Regions from separate parts of the Homo sapiens genome. Here region 2 is linked to region 1. The links are chromatin contacts, found by Hi-C or POLR2A ChIA-PET in ENCODE. All regions are on one chromosome and are shown on one strand. The core of a region is the stretch at or near the end of the contact, and the rest is flanking DNA. Distances in the headings are between cores, read along the strand shown.

Region 1 (6,268 bases), core at 1,133-3,632:
AAGTAGTCCATGCCCAATTTCAAGACTTCAAGGGACAGGCTGGCTCTCTTGTTAGGAGCTAATGCAGCTAATGCAAAGAATCTTCACCAGAAGCAGACTCTATCTCAAGAAACCACTTTCTTTGCTCATCCATGAAAAGCAACTTATCTGTTCAAGTTTTATCATGAGATTGCAGCAATTCAGTCTCAACTTCAGTCTCCACTTCTGATTCGAGTTCTCTTGCTGTTTCCACTGCATCTGCACTTCCTTCTCCACTGGAGTCTTAAACCTCTCAACGATGTCCATGAGTATTGCAATCAACTTCTTCCAAACTCCTGTTAATGTTGATATTTTGACCTCCTTCCACAAATCAGTGTTTTTAATGGCATCTTGAATGGTGAATTCTTTCCAGAAGGTTTTCAATTTACTTGGCTCACATTCATCAGAAGAATCACTATGGCGGCTATGGCCTTATGAGATGTATTTCTTAAATATGACTTGAAAGTCAAAATTATTCCTTGATCCATGTACTGTAGAATGGAAGTTGTGTTAGCAGGCATGAAGACAACATTAATCTCTGTGCACCTCCGTCAGAGCTCTTAGGTGACCAGGTGCATTGTCAATGAGGAGTAATATTTTGAAAGAAATCTTTTTTTCTGAGAAATAGGTTTCAACTGTAGGCTTAACATATTTAATAAACCATGGTATAAACATGTGTGCTGTCATCCAGGCTTTGTTCCATTTATAGAACACAGGCAGAGTAGATTTAGCATCATTCTTAAAGGCATTAGGATTTTCAGAATGGCAAATGAGCATTGGCTTCAACTTAAAGTCAGCAACTGCATTAGCTCCAAACAAGAGAGTCAGCCTGTCCCTTGAAGCTTTGAAATCGGGTGGACTACTTTTCTCTAGCTGTGAAAGTCGTACATGGCATCTTCTTCCAACAGAAGGCTGTTTGATCTACACTGTTGTTTAGTGTAGTCACCTTTATCAATGATCTTAGATAGATCTTCTGGAGAACTTGCTGCAGCTTCAACATCAACACTTGCTGCTCCACTCTGCACTTTTATGTTATAGAGATGGCTTCTTAACTTAAACCCCATGAACCAACCTCTATTAGCTTCCAACTTTTCTTCTGTAGCTTCCTCACCTCTCTCTGCCTTTATAGAATTGAAAGAGGCTGGCTCTGGATTAGGCTTTGGCTAAAGGGAATGTTGTAGCTGGCTTGGTCTTCTATCCAACCCACTCAAACTTTCTCCATATCAACCATAGGCTGTTTTCACTTGCTTATTTGTTCACAGGAGTAGCACTTTTAGTTTTCTTCCAGGACTTTTTCCTTTGCATTCACGAGTTGGCTAACTGGTGCAAGAGGCCTAGCTTTTGGCTTATCTTAGCTTTCGACATACTTTCCTCACCAACTTTCGACATACCTTCCTCACCAACTAACTTTTGACCTAAAGTTGGAGATGTGTGACTGTTCCTTTCACTTGAACCCTTAGAGGTCATTGTAGGATTATTAATTGGCCTAATTGCAAGATTGTTGTGTCTTAGGGAATAGGGAGGCCAAGAGAGGGCAAAAGCCAGTTGGTGAAGCAGTTGGAACACAAACCAAATTTATCAATTAAGTTCATCATCTTATATGGGCACAGTTTTTGGGACCCCGAAATAATTACAATAGTTTACATCAAAGATCGCTGGTCACAGATCACCATAACAGATAATATAATAATGAAAAAGTTTGAAATACTGCAAGAATTACCAAAAATGTGACAGAGACACGAAGTGAGCATGTGCTGTGGAAAAATGGTTCCAGTAGTCTTCTTAATGCAGAGTTGCTAGAAAAAATATCTATGAAGCAGAAGAAAGTGGAGCACAGTGAAATGAGGTATGCTTGTAGTCTTTGTTTTGTGCCTTTTATTTGAGGGAAACCGCATATCCCTTATGACTGGGTGCATGTTTTGAAGTGAGCTTAGGGAGTAGATCAAGTTCACAGATCTCTGAAAAGCTACAGGGATGGAGCATGGGGGTTCCCAGCAAGCCTCTTCACTTCAGGGCTGCAGCCAGGGCTGGGTGTGGACAAGGGGAGCAGTAGGGAGCAGCTGGGGGAGGATTTAAGTGTTCACCAACTATCTGGAGTTTCCAGATTCTCTAGGGGACTAGCCTACTTGTCATAAAATGCTGGGAGTAGGAATATTCCAATAACTGTTTCCATAAACATTTACTTTTTTTTTTTTAAAAGGTAATCTAGGCACATGGGGGAAAAATGGAAATAGTCCAAAAAGGTATAGAGGAAAAAAAGTCTCTCTTTCCGGGAAACAGTTCCTTGGCCAGGGTTTTTGGCCTTGACTCATTCTCTTGGGGGAGTAGGTGAGGGAAGGCGAGCAATCCTGGAAAGTCAGCACTTCTAGGATGAGAGGCGTCCTCTGGCTGTTTGGCATGTTTGCTTGATCATTTCCTCCTATTTTTATGCTTATTCATCCTGTGGCCTGTGTTCTCCTTGACATGCCTATTTTCTTTTCCACCCTCCTGTGGGGAGAGATAACATTCTCAGGACCTAATTCTCATCTGATAAGTTTTATTTTTAACCAACTTCTACACCCTTTCCTCTTTGCTTCTTATTTTCATGGGCCCATATACTTCTCAGCCTTCTCTGGCTTTCTCAGGAGGCATGTGCAGAACGTCTGGTATGGTATCTTGTGCCAGGGTTTTTCCAAATGGGAGCAGCTGGTCAGGGTACTGGGAACCTGGCTTGGCTTCCAAGAGCAGGGAAACTTTCTCCTCTGCACATGTTCCTGTTTTTAACCAGGCAATTCACTCTTACCTCCTGCTTCCTCTCTGGGCTGTCTGTAAATTTCATTTTATCATAAATTTATATTATCTTGATGAAGGAAACCCGCTTAAAAAACAACAAGACAGCTGTGACTTGCAGTGATGAGTGTGGACTAGTCTCCTATCAGCAGCAGTTTTGTAGCTGCTTAAGGCTTCCACAGTGTGACAACTAAGCCATGAGTTTACATGATGATTCTTGGTTTGAGATTTAATCAAACTAAACCAGTTGTCCACCCAAATGAAGAGAAAGGGTGTTTTGTTTTGTTGTCACGTGATCTCCAGTAGAGGCTTTCCCAGACAAGCATGTTAGGAGTAAACTGTTAGCTACTTAAGTATATATACATTCTTGGGTTTTTTTTTAAGCCTTTGACCCACCACTCCCCTCTCCCTAAATATAACTAAATATGGTTATGGCCGAAACTTTTCAAACTAACATCAGGGTGAAGAGGAACTTTTTAACCTGGAGAGGGGAATGGGGTTTGCAGGGACTGGCTGCATTCCCCAGAGAGAGGTGTGCATGGGAATGCTGCTCTCAACTTGAACTTCATGGCCTCCAAATGCATTTTGTTCTCAACGGACCAGTTGTCTCTCAAGTACACTTGGCTCTGTTGTGCATGGTGTATGCAGTCACTAAGCATTTCCTATAACACTGTATTAGGCACTTGGAAACAAGAGTTTAAAAAAATCCATGTTGTAGCTTCACAGGATGAAAGATTATTACCAAATGACTTAAGAATACTACTAACAAAATTACACACCTCATCATGGTGTAGCAACAGATCCCAGGAGACACACATGAATTAGGATAATTGGAGGACAGTTAAATACAGGCACATTTTACCACAGTAGGGAGGGTATAGGAAAACCACAAGGTGGGGAGGGTCTAGGGAAACCCTAGTGCCGTGCCCTAGGCTGCAACAGCAGGTGGTACCACCACTCAGAGGCAGGAAAGGGTGCGGGGTATGGGAAGAAATCAGTACCCAGAAACAGAGAGGCCCGCAAGAAGAGAATGAAGGGAATAAACACCGCGGCCTTCCCCTTTTCCCACTTCAGACCTGCAGGAGCACATCCCGGGCTAAACACATCTAGAAGTTAGCAGTCAATGGAGTCTGTTGACATAGCCTGTGCAGGTCGAGCTCCCGTGGCTCAGAGTAGGGCCATAAGGATAGAGAATGTGGAGAGGCAAAGGGAAAACAGTCGACACAGATGGCCTCCAGAGTTCACATGATCCAGCCCTGCCTGCTCCTCACAGCCTTTCTCCTACTAGGCTTTCCCCTATTTGCTATGTTCCTGACACTGCCATTTTCCTCTTCTTCAAACAAGTCAAGGTTGTTTCTGCCTCAGGGCTTGCACTTCTTCCCTCTGCCTAAAGTGTTCCTCCCTTTTCTACTTTCCATGGATGATGATGGGCCATTTAGATCTCAGCTCCTTAAAAAGGATTTCCATCCTAATGTTGCTTCCATCTCACCTGCCCATGGTCTATCTCACTATCCAGGTTTTACATTTAAGAGAGTAATGAAACAGTTTTATTTTAAAATGGTGATGTTTACTATATACTGGAAGTCGTATTCCTTGTAGCTATTCAAGCTTAAAGTGAAAAATCTAGATGTCAACCTTAACATTATGCAGTGGGTACCTGCTTGTATGAACCTCACTGGGAATGTGCAAACTAAGACGTGTGGACATCACTGGCAGGGCATAACCGCTCAACAGGGCCTGCTGGAAGGAATGAGTCATAGAAGGGAATGTCTCGGCTTTTCACCATGGTGATCTGCACTGCATTTCCTTCTCTACAAAGACCTATAAAGTCTCCTCCAAGGGCTTCAGAAAGATCCCACCTCCCTCTGATGGCCACACCCTGGCCCATTCTAACTCAGGTGGATATAAAGGAACCACAATTTGAAATGACTACTTTGGTTCCACCTAAGGATTGGTTTGTGTGGCAGACCAGGGTCATTTCCTTGTCTGTCAGAAGGCTCTGTCATGTTCCTTTCAGGCATCATCCACCAGGAGTGAGGTTTGAGGAGCCAAGCCTGGGTGGGAGCAATTTGAAGATTGTATTGCACTTGATAATTTATGGTGAGTGTTTGCAGCATTGTCTCATTCAGAGATGGACATGAAGCTGTTCTCAATGGCCTTCCTCCAAGTGCCATGATGTTCCTGACTTGAGCAGGCAGCCAGGATGCACCTGCACTTTCACTACCGGCCTGCAACAGGGCAGACCTCCATTCTGATCAGTGGGGCCTGTGCCACCTAGTTGTTAAGTATATTCATGATCACACCTGGTTTTTGGGACAGACACATCAGTTTTGGTTTGGAGGTCAAAGTTTTATTCCATGTTCTGCTGTTACTTGGTGGGCCACCATGCTTGTCCTCTGGTGGTGCTCTCCTAGTGACTGGGTTCAAGAGGAAATGTCATGGACATCTAGAACAGGGACCAAAGCCACACTGGACTAGAACTGGAAGCCAAGAGAACAGTTAGGACTGAGGAAACTCTCAGGGCAGCCATCTGACTCTCTCTGCCGCCCCGCTCTTCTCAGCTGCTCAGTTTCTTTTGGACCCTGGGGCCCCACGTGACTTTCTAGCTATTCCAGCTGCCTTCAGTTTTCCAATTCTCAAGAAAAAAATATGATTTACAAAGTTCATCTTTTTTTTTTTTTTTTTTGAGACAGAGTCTCGCTCTGTAGCCCAGGCTGGAGTGCAGTGGCGTGATCTTGGCTCACTGCAACCTCTGCGTCCCGGGTCCCAGTTCAAGCAATTCTCCTGCCTCAGCCTCCCGAGTAGCTGGGATTACAGGCACGTGCCACCACGCCCAGCTCACTTTTTTTTTGTATTTATGTAGAGACGGGGTTTCACCATGTTGGCCAGGCTGGTCTCGAACTCCTGACCTCATGATCCACCTGCTTCGGCCTCCCAACGTGCTGGGATTACAGGTGTGAGCCACTGCACCCAGCCATACAAAGTTCATCTTCATGAGCCAGACCAGAAGTCTGGATGGACTGCCTGACCTCTGGCCACATGTTCACAAGTGCTGTAGATGGAGGGGATGGGGTAAAATCATGGGGTATCCTATCCTATATGGCTGTTTAGAGCTGTTTCTCTCAGAAGGGGATGTGGGCAGAGCAGGCAATGGCAGGCATTCCTTTTCTAGGAATATAAGCAGTAGAGCCGATGTGCTTTGCCTGGCATAGTATAAGAAGTTTCAAGAATCCTGTCTGCCCCTAAAGTATCCTGCAGGACCTGAAGGCAGTACCTGACTTGAATTTCTGTTATTATTCACTGAAGGGCTAGTATATTTATTCATCGACTCTAGAGTCATTCAGCACCGGGGTTAGGTTCAGGTATAGGAACCCATTCCATCCCCTCCAGATCACATAGGAGCCCTTTCCCTCTTTTGGTCTGTCAAAAACAGAAATGAGGCTGGGTGCAGTGGCTCACACCTGTAATCCCAGCACTTTGG
Region 2 (6,268 bases), core at 1,987-4,486, 140 kb before region 1:
AGAAGGAATTCTTAGTGTGTTTGACTTAAAAGCTCGGACGGCTTCTTTCAGAAGGCACTGGTGTGTCAGGCTAATTTTTTAAATGTAAGAGAATCCTGTTTGGGGCTTTCAGTGGGTAGATTTAGCTATTAAGAAACAAAAACACCACTGGTTTTTTTTAAGTGGGGCAGGGTGGGCTTCTCCAAACAACAGTTCCTAGTCAAACTCTTGTAGAATGTCAATTTCAAGCTCAGTCCCACCTCACTGAGAGACACAGGCTTTCATTCTTTTCCTACACAGCGATTTAACCCTTTACTAGGGTAAAGGATAGTTATAGGATAAGAAAAAAAAAATCTCCTTTTTAAAACAGGATCCATCTGTTATCAAAAGATCCCACTTCCTGATGGACACCTAACCACCATTTACTGGGGGATCCCTGGGGAGGCCACTGTACTAAGTGCTTTGCATATATTATCTATTCCGTTCCCCCAGCACCACTGTTATCCCCATTTCACAGAAGAGGAAACAGAGTCAGAGAAACTGAGTGATTTGCCCTAAATTGTAGTCATTGGCTACTCGAGCCTAGGTCTGAGCAACTACAAAGCCTGGAATCTTGACCAATTCATTGAGCTGCTCCAAAAGAGGACAACACCTGTGAAAGGGTCCTGCACAGAGGCAGAGAATAGTAGACATTCATAGATATAAGGTGGATATGGTTTCCATTTCCACCTTTACCATTTACTTGCTGCGTTGAATTCAATGACTCAGTTAATTTTCAGAATTGTAGGTGACCCACTTGTAGAGCATGGATGGTTCCCTGTCCTCAAGGGTTCTACTATCATCTGGTGTTTCCCCCTCAGGCACCAACCAGAACGCCATATTTTAGGGAGGGTAAGGATTGAAAGAAGAACCTGCAAAGCATGGTCGCCAGCAGCATCATGCTCAGGACAGCCCTGGTCTGGAAACCCTGGCCAGCCATGGCATTCCAGAGGCACCCAGCCCGCCCCAGGGTGGGGTTAGAGCAGAGGGGTCTTGGGGAGCTTGCTCCATTCTCTGTTGTGACCGAAGATTGTGGGTGTACAAGCGTAGCCTCACCCGAGACATGCTCTCCAGGCCCATCCCTTTTACACCTTTAGCATAGCACTTGACCTGCAAGGTTGTAATTATTTTTAATTTGAATATTCAGAAAAGTACAAATGAAAAAATAATGATTACTCATATTCCAGCAACCCACAGTTAGCCAGTGTTGACATATTTGCTTCTAGTTTTATTTTATATCTATTCCTTAAAATAAAAAACTGCATGATATATAAGCACATTGTTCTTTGAAACAATTATTACAATATGAGAATAAGCTAAATTCCTATGACTACCATTTCAAATCTGAATTCCTCCCCTTCCATTCAAAGACAGCTTTAAGTTTGGTGTGTATTTTTCCAGCATATATATATATATATATATATATATATATATATATATATATATATGGGATTTTTTGTGTGTATGTACATTTTCTTTCTATAAATGGCATCATGCTGCATGTATCATTTTGCAACTTGCTGTTTTTCATTCAATATACTTTTGAGATTTTGATACACATAGATGCAGCTGATCCCTTTTAATAGCTCTAATAGTACTCCACTGTATGAACATACCACATTTATAGATAAGTGCATTTGAATTTTCCATTTTTTCCTATTATGAACTATGCTAAAATAGACATCACTCATACTCAGGACCACCACACTGCACAGTTCCAGAAAGCTCCATTCACTTCTACGAACGTGTCTTCTGGAGTTGTACAGCATACAGCCTGCTCTGCTGTGCTTGGCAGCCCCTGCCTGTATCTCCTCCATTTATTCTATTAACAAGATTTATTCGGTGCCTACTGAATTCCAGTGCTCTGCTTGTATTAATGTATTTAGACCTCTGAAATGTCCTAAAAAGTAAGTCGTTTTCACCATTTTTATTTTCCAAAACAAGAAGGTGAGGACAGATGGGGGTACTCACTTGGCTAAGATCACACGGTCTGTAAATTGCAGAGCCAGCATCAGAACCTGCACAGCCTGGTTCCCAAGTCTGGGTGCTGAACCGTCATACTAAGTCTTCCTCATGTTTCACTGTCTACTTAGTTAATATCTCCCACTCATCTGTAACCCTGAGAGCAGGGACCACGGGGAGCCACTTATTTTGCGTCACTGGTGCCCAAATAGTGCCTGATCTCCATGACAGGCTCAATAACGTTCTGTCAGTCACTTTACTCATGACTGCAAGCTCCTTTCCTAATCAACGTTTCCTCTCCCCCTTCCCCATGTATCTCTTTCCCTTCATAAGCACCCACCTCGTCTCCCTCTCCACGACATTCCAACCCCTGAGCAAGGCTTTGAAAAAGTGACATAGGCACATCACAGATGTGCCGTTGGCTCTAATTTGTGAAAGAACATTTTACCGAGGGGCAAAGGAGGACTTGGAATTTTTTCCTGCCCCCAGGAGGCCCAGACTTGCAACCCTGTAGGTCTAGAACTTAAGCGGAGGTCCTGCTATGTTCACACATTTAGTAGAGAATGACTTCTAATTCCGTCATTCAGCTGTCAGGCACGTAGGCCGCTTCCTTTTATAAAGCTGGTTGTCGTAACTAAACAGGTGCAGATTTGAGGAAATGCAGACCGACTGGAATGATAAGTCCCACTGCATGTGAGATTAGGTGGATAGAGGACTCGAGTCCCACCCGCCCTTTACTGTCTTTAGTCTCCCCAGTCCGCCCTGGGCACCACCCGCCGAGGCTGGGCTCTCGCAGCTACCTCTCCATCTATCTTCATGACAGCTGCGGGGGCCGGGGGCAACTTAGTCGGGACAAACGTGAGCGAGCGAGTGTGTGGTTCAAAGAAAGGAAACGCAAGGGACAAGGAGAAGGTCGAGCTCCGGCTGAGGAAGAATCACGGGCCGGGCTCGGTCTTGCCCGTCACCCTCGCGCCCCTACTTCCGGGCGGGCAGGCACCGATGGGGACTCCGCCCAGGGAAGGCGAGCCCCACGCCCACGTGGCTTTCGAGGGGGACAACCTGGGGCGTGGGGACACTGCAGGGCACAGGGCACCCGCGAGTGGAACCACCTAGGCGCCCCCTCCCGGGGCCGGTACGTGCGGGCTGCTGGCGCTGCGCGCGGGAGCCCTCCCTCGGCCCGGGGCTGCGCTGGAACGCGCTGACTCACGCTAGCGCTACGTGAGCTGCGAGCCTGCCGGGCGGGGCTGGCTGTCCAGCCCCGGCCGCCGCCCGCCGCAGTTACCGACTACCTTCGGGGCGGCCGCGGGCGCAGGCACAGTGCGTGTGGCTCGGTGTCCGCCGCGGCGCGCCCTGGCGAGACTTCACCCCGCGCCCCGCCGCGCGCTCGCCAAGGCTGCCCGCCGGGCATTTTTGATCATTTCGATTGTCCCTCCGGCTCGAAAGCTGCAGCAGAGCTGGGATCTTGCATCCGAAGCGAGGGCACCAGCCGGTATCTGCTAGGCAGGAGCGGCCAGAGTCGCGTTAGGGCGGCCTTGGGCAGGGCGCTTCGGTTTGGCCTCTCTTTGGCTCCGGGGGAGCCTGCGGAGGCCCAGGGCCGGTCTCTGGCTCTGCACTTGATGGCCTCCTATCTAGGGGAAGGGCCAGTTAGTATCCCACCCGCTCCCTCGCCATTGTAGCTCAGTTCATCCCCAAAGACCCCGTGGAGTGGCAAGGGCAGGCATCATCCAATCCATTTGGCAGAGGACATCAAAGCTGAGGTTTAGATATTCATCTGTTGACAATGATGAGGATGTTTCATCGTAACTTTTCTATCTAGAACCTAGCTCTCAGTTTATCAGTTCTAGTGCTAACGTGGCCTGTTTTAGCGGTGTCTCCCATTCTGTGTTCTCTGGAAAGACAAGTTAAAGGGGAGAGTTTGTATTAACAGGTGTCACGTCTTCTCACTCTCGCCATATCCCTGTACCTTCTGGTAGATGTAAACGGACACAACTGTGCTTATAAAACCAATAACTCGCCAGTCTTCCTCAGGTCCATTCAAGACCATTTGAGTGGGTCCTTGGGTGCCATGGACAGAAATCTTGTGGGGACATGGATGAGGGGGGCCTCCAGCCCCTGAGGACTGTCAAGACCAGGGCCTTGGGGAAGGGCAGCCGAGCTTCACATTGTCCCCACTTAGCCACTTGTCAGGGTTGCTGTGAGGCTCCAGATGAAAATACATGGAGTTTCCTTAACTACCGTGGCCCACAGAAATGACACATGAGATTCTTTTCCTTGGTCGTAGGATACTGGGGGCGGGGTCAGTGAGAGGCACTGTCCATCTCAGAAAAATCTGTATCACTCTTGTTTGCTCATCTTGAGGAAGCCATGGAGAGCACAGTTTCTATGGAGTCAGCAGAAACAAAAATGAGATTAATTCACACGTAAATTCTGCCTTTAGATACAGAGACCTAGGTTATAGGATCTTGACTGTATACACAGTTAAGCCATTTGTAGAGTTTTCCCTATTTGGGGGTAGTTTTTGTTCTGATTTTTTTTTTCAGAGGGGATGTTTGCCAAATTCTTTCTAGATTATAAAATTAATACAAACTCTCATAAAAGTGAATACACTAAAATATAAAGAAGAAAAAAAAAATCCCGTAATACAACATTCATACACCAATAAAATGTTAGCATTTGAGGTATATTTCTTTCGAAGTATTTCATTTTGTTTTATTTTATTTTATTTTTGAGACAGGGTCTTGCTTTGTTGCCCAGGCTGGAATGCAGTGGTGTGATTACAGCTCACTGTAGCCTTGACCTCCTGGGCTCAAGTCATCCTCTCACCTCAGCCTCCAGAGTAGCTGGGACTACAGGTGCATATCATCATGCTCAGCTAACTTTTGTATTTTTTGTAGAGACAGGGTGTCTCCATGTTAGCCAGACCTGTAGCTGGGACTACAGGTGCATATCACCATGCCCAGCTCATTTTTGTATTTTTTGTAGAGACAGGGTTTCACCACGTTAGCCAGCCAGTCTCAAACTCCTGGACTCCAGCAATCTGCCTGCCTTGGCCTCCCAAAGAGCTGGGATTACAGATGTGAGCCACCATGATCAGCAACCAAGTATTTTAAAAGTTTATTTTATATAATGTCTAATATAATTGAGGCCACATTCTATGTCTTGAAAATATTATTTGCCTTGCTTAATATTATATCGTACACATTTCCCATGTCATTAAACCTTTTATAGTCAATTTATGAATGTATTATGTATTTTTTAAGCAATTCCCTTACTGTTGGAAATTTAGGTTGTCTCTGTTTTTTGGCTTAAGCAATACTCCAATGAATATATTTGTGTATAAATATTTGACCAGCTTATTATCTCCTTAACATAAGCTTCCTAAAGTGAAATTTTTAGGTTTAATAATATAAACATTTTCATGACAAGATCACATTACTTGGTGGCAATTTCCATGAAGACAGGAACTATCTCTGCCTGCTTTACTGCTGTATTACCAGTGTCCAGCATGGAGATGGTTCTTAGTGTGCATGTTTTGTTTGTTTGTTTGTTTGTTTTTTGAGACGGAGTCTCACCCTGTTGCCCAGGCTGGAGTGCAGTGGCGAGATCTCAGCTCACTTCAACCTCCGCTTCCTGCGTTCAAGAGATTTTCCTGCCTCAGCCTCCCGAGTAGCTGGGATTACAGGCTCGTACAACCATGCCTGGCCAATGTTTTTTGTATTTTTAGTAGAGATGGGATTTCACCATGTTGGCCAGGCTGGTCACAAACTCCTGATCTGAAGTGATCTGCCCGCCTGGGCCTCCCAAAGTGCTGGGATTACAGGTGTGAACCACCGTGCCCAGCCTTAATGTGCATTGTTGAATGAGTGAAGAAAACAAGGAAGAAATTTCCCTTCTTGCTTAGGAATATCAAAACTAAAGACTGTGTTTTATCCCAGCTGGTTCTAACCTGCTAAAGCTGACCATTAACTTTAAGGAACCCCCCCGGGCCCCACCCACACACAGGACCTGATTGAAAACTCTTTCCTGACCACAGACAGTGACACTTGTTTAAATGACTGACTGTCTAGAATGCTAGTTGTCAATGCTTAACTAGAATAATCATCAGGCACTTCTCTCCAGCACTTAAAAAGCAACCCCTGACATTTCCCTAACAGGGATACATTGCAAATTTCTGTTTTGGTTTGTGTTCCCTTGCCTGGTAAATTAGTAGACTCAGCTGTGATGAAACAACAACAACGACAACAAACCTCTAGGCTTATTCTTTGACAAATGAATATTGCCAAAATGA

Evidence for each region. Hi-C counts contacts between places; a loop is a spot of excess contacts on that map. ChIA-PET counts read pairs that join two places held with the same protein, here RNA polymerase II (POLR2A). Pooled maps may share reads with other maps.
Region 2: a map of ascending aorta shows a loop between it and region 1 (6-fold over the local background). The contact joins two enhancer-like sites. A Hi-C loop is called at or near these places in 2 of 168 maps with a recorded cell type or tissue (ascending aorta and endothelial cell of umbilical vein) and 6 of 50 pooled maps. POLR2A ChIA-PET finds 5 or more read pairs at or near these places in 1 of 52 experiments (GM12878).

Annotation. Positions count from the first base shown.
Region 1 is chr14:33,913,591-33,919,858 of GRCh38, reverse strand. No RefSeq gene overlaps it. Among named protein-coding and RNA genes, the nearest start is that of EGLN3, 34 kb to the left of the region's middle. RefSeq lists a cis regulatory region at 2,515-2,522 and an enhancer at 2,441-2,585. Within about 2 kb of position 2,382, at least 4 of the 41 ENCODE cell types and tissues checked have a DNase peak (open chromatin) inside an H3K27ac peak, as active enhancers do; they include ascending aorta, where a contact is called at or near this core.
Region 2 is chr14:34,057,224-34,063,491 of GRCh38, reverse strand. EGLN3-AS1 (EGLN3 antisense RNA 1) reads right to left here. Exons shown (of 3, transcript NR_184209.1): 3 at 1,130-4,360. All of the region lies in intron 5 of LOC102724945 (a long non-coding RNA gene), which reads left to right. Among named protein-coding and RNA genes, the nearest start is that of EGLN3-AS1, 20 kb to the right of the region's middle. RefSeq lists a silencer at 2,916-3,275 and an enhancer at 3,174-3,675. Within about 2 kb of position 3,236, at least 30 of the 41 ENCODE cell types and tissues checked have a DNase peak (open chromatin) inside an H3K27ac peak, as active enhancers do; they include ascending aorta, where a contact is called at or near this core.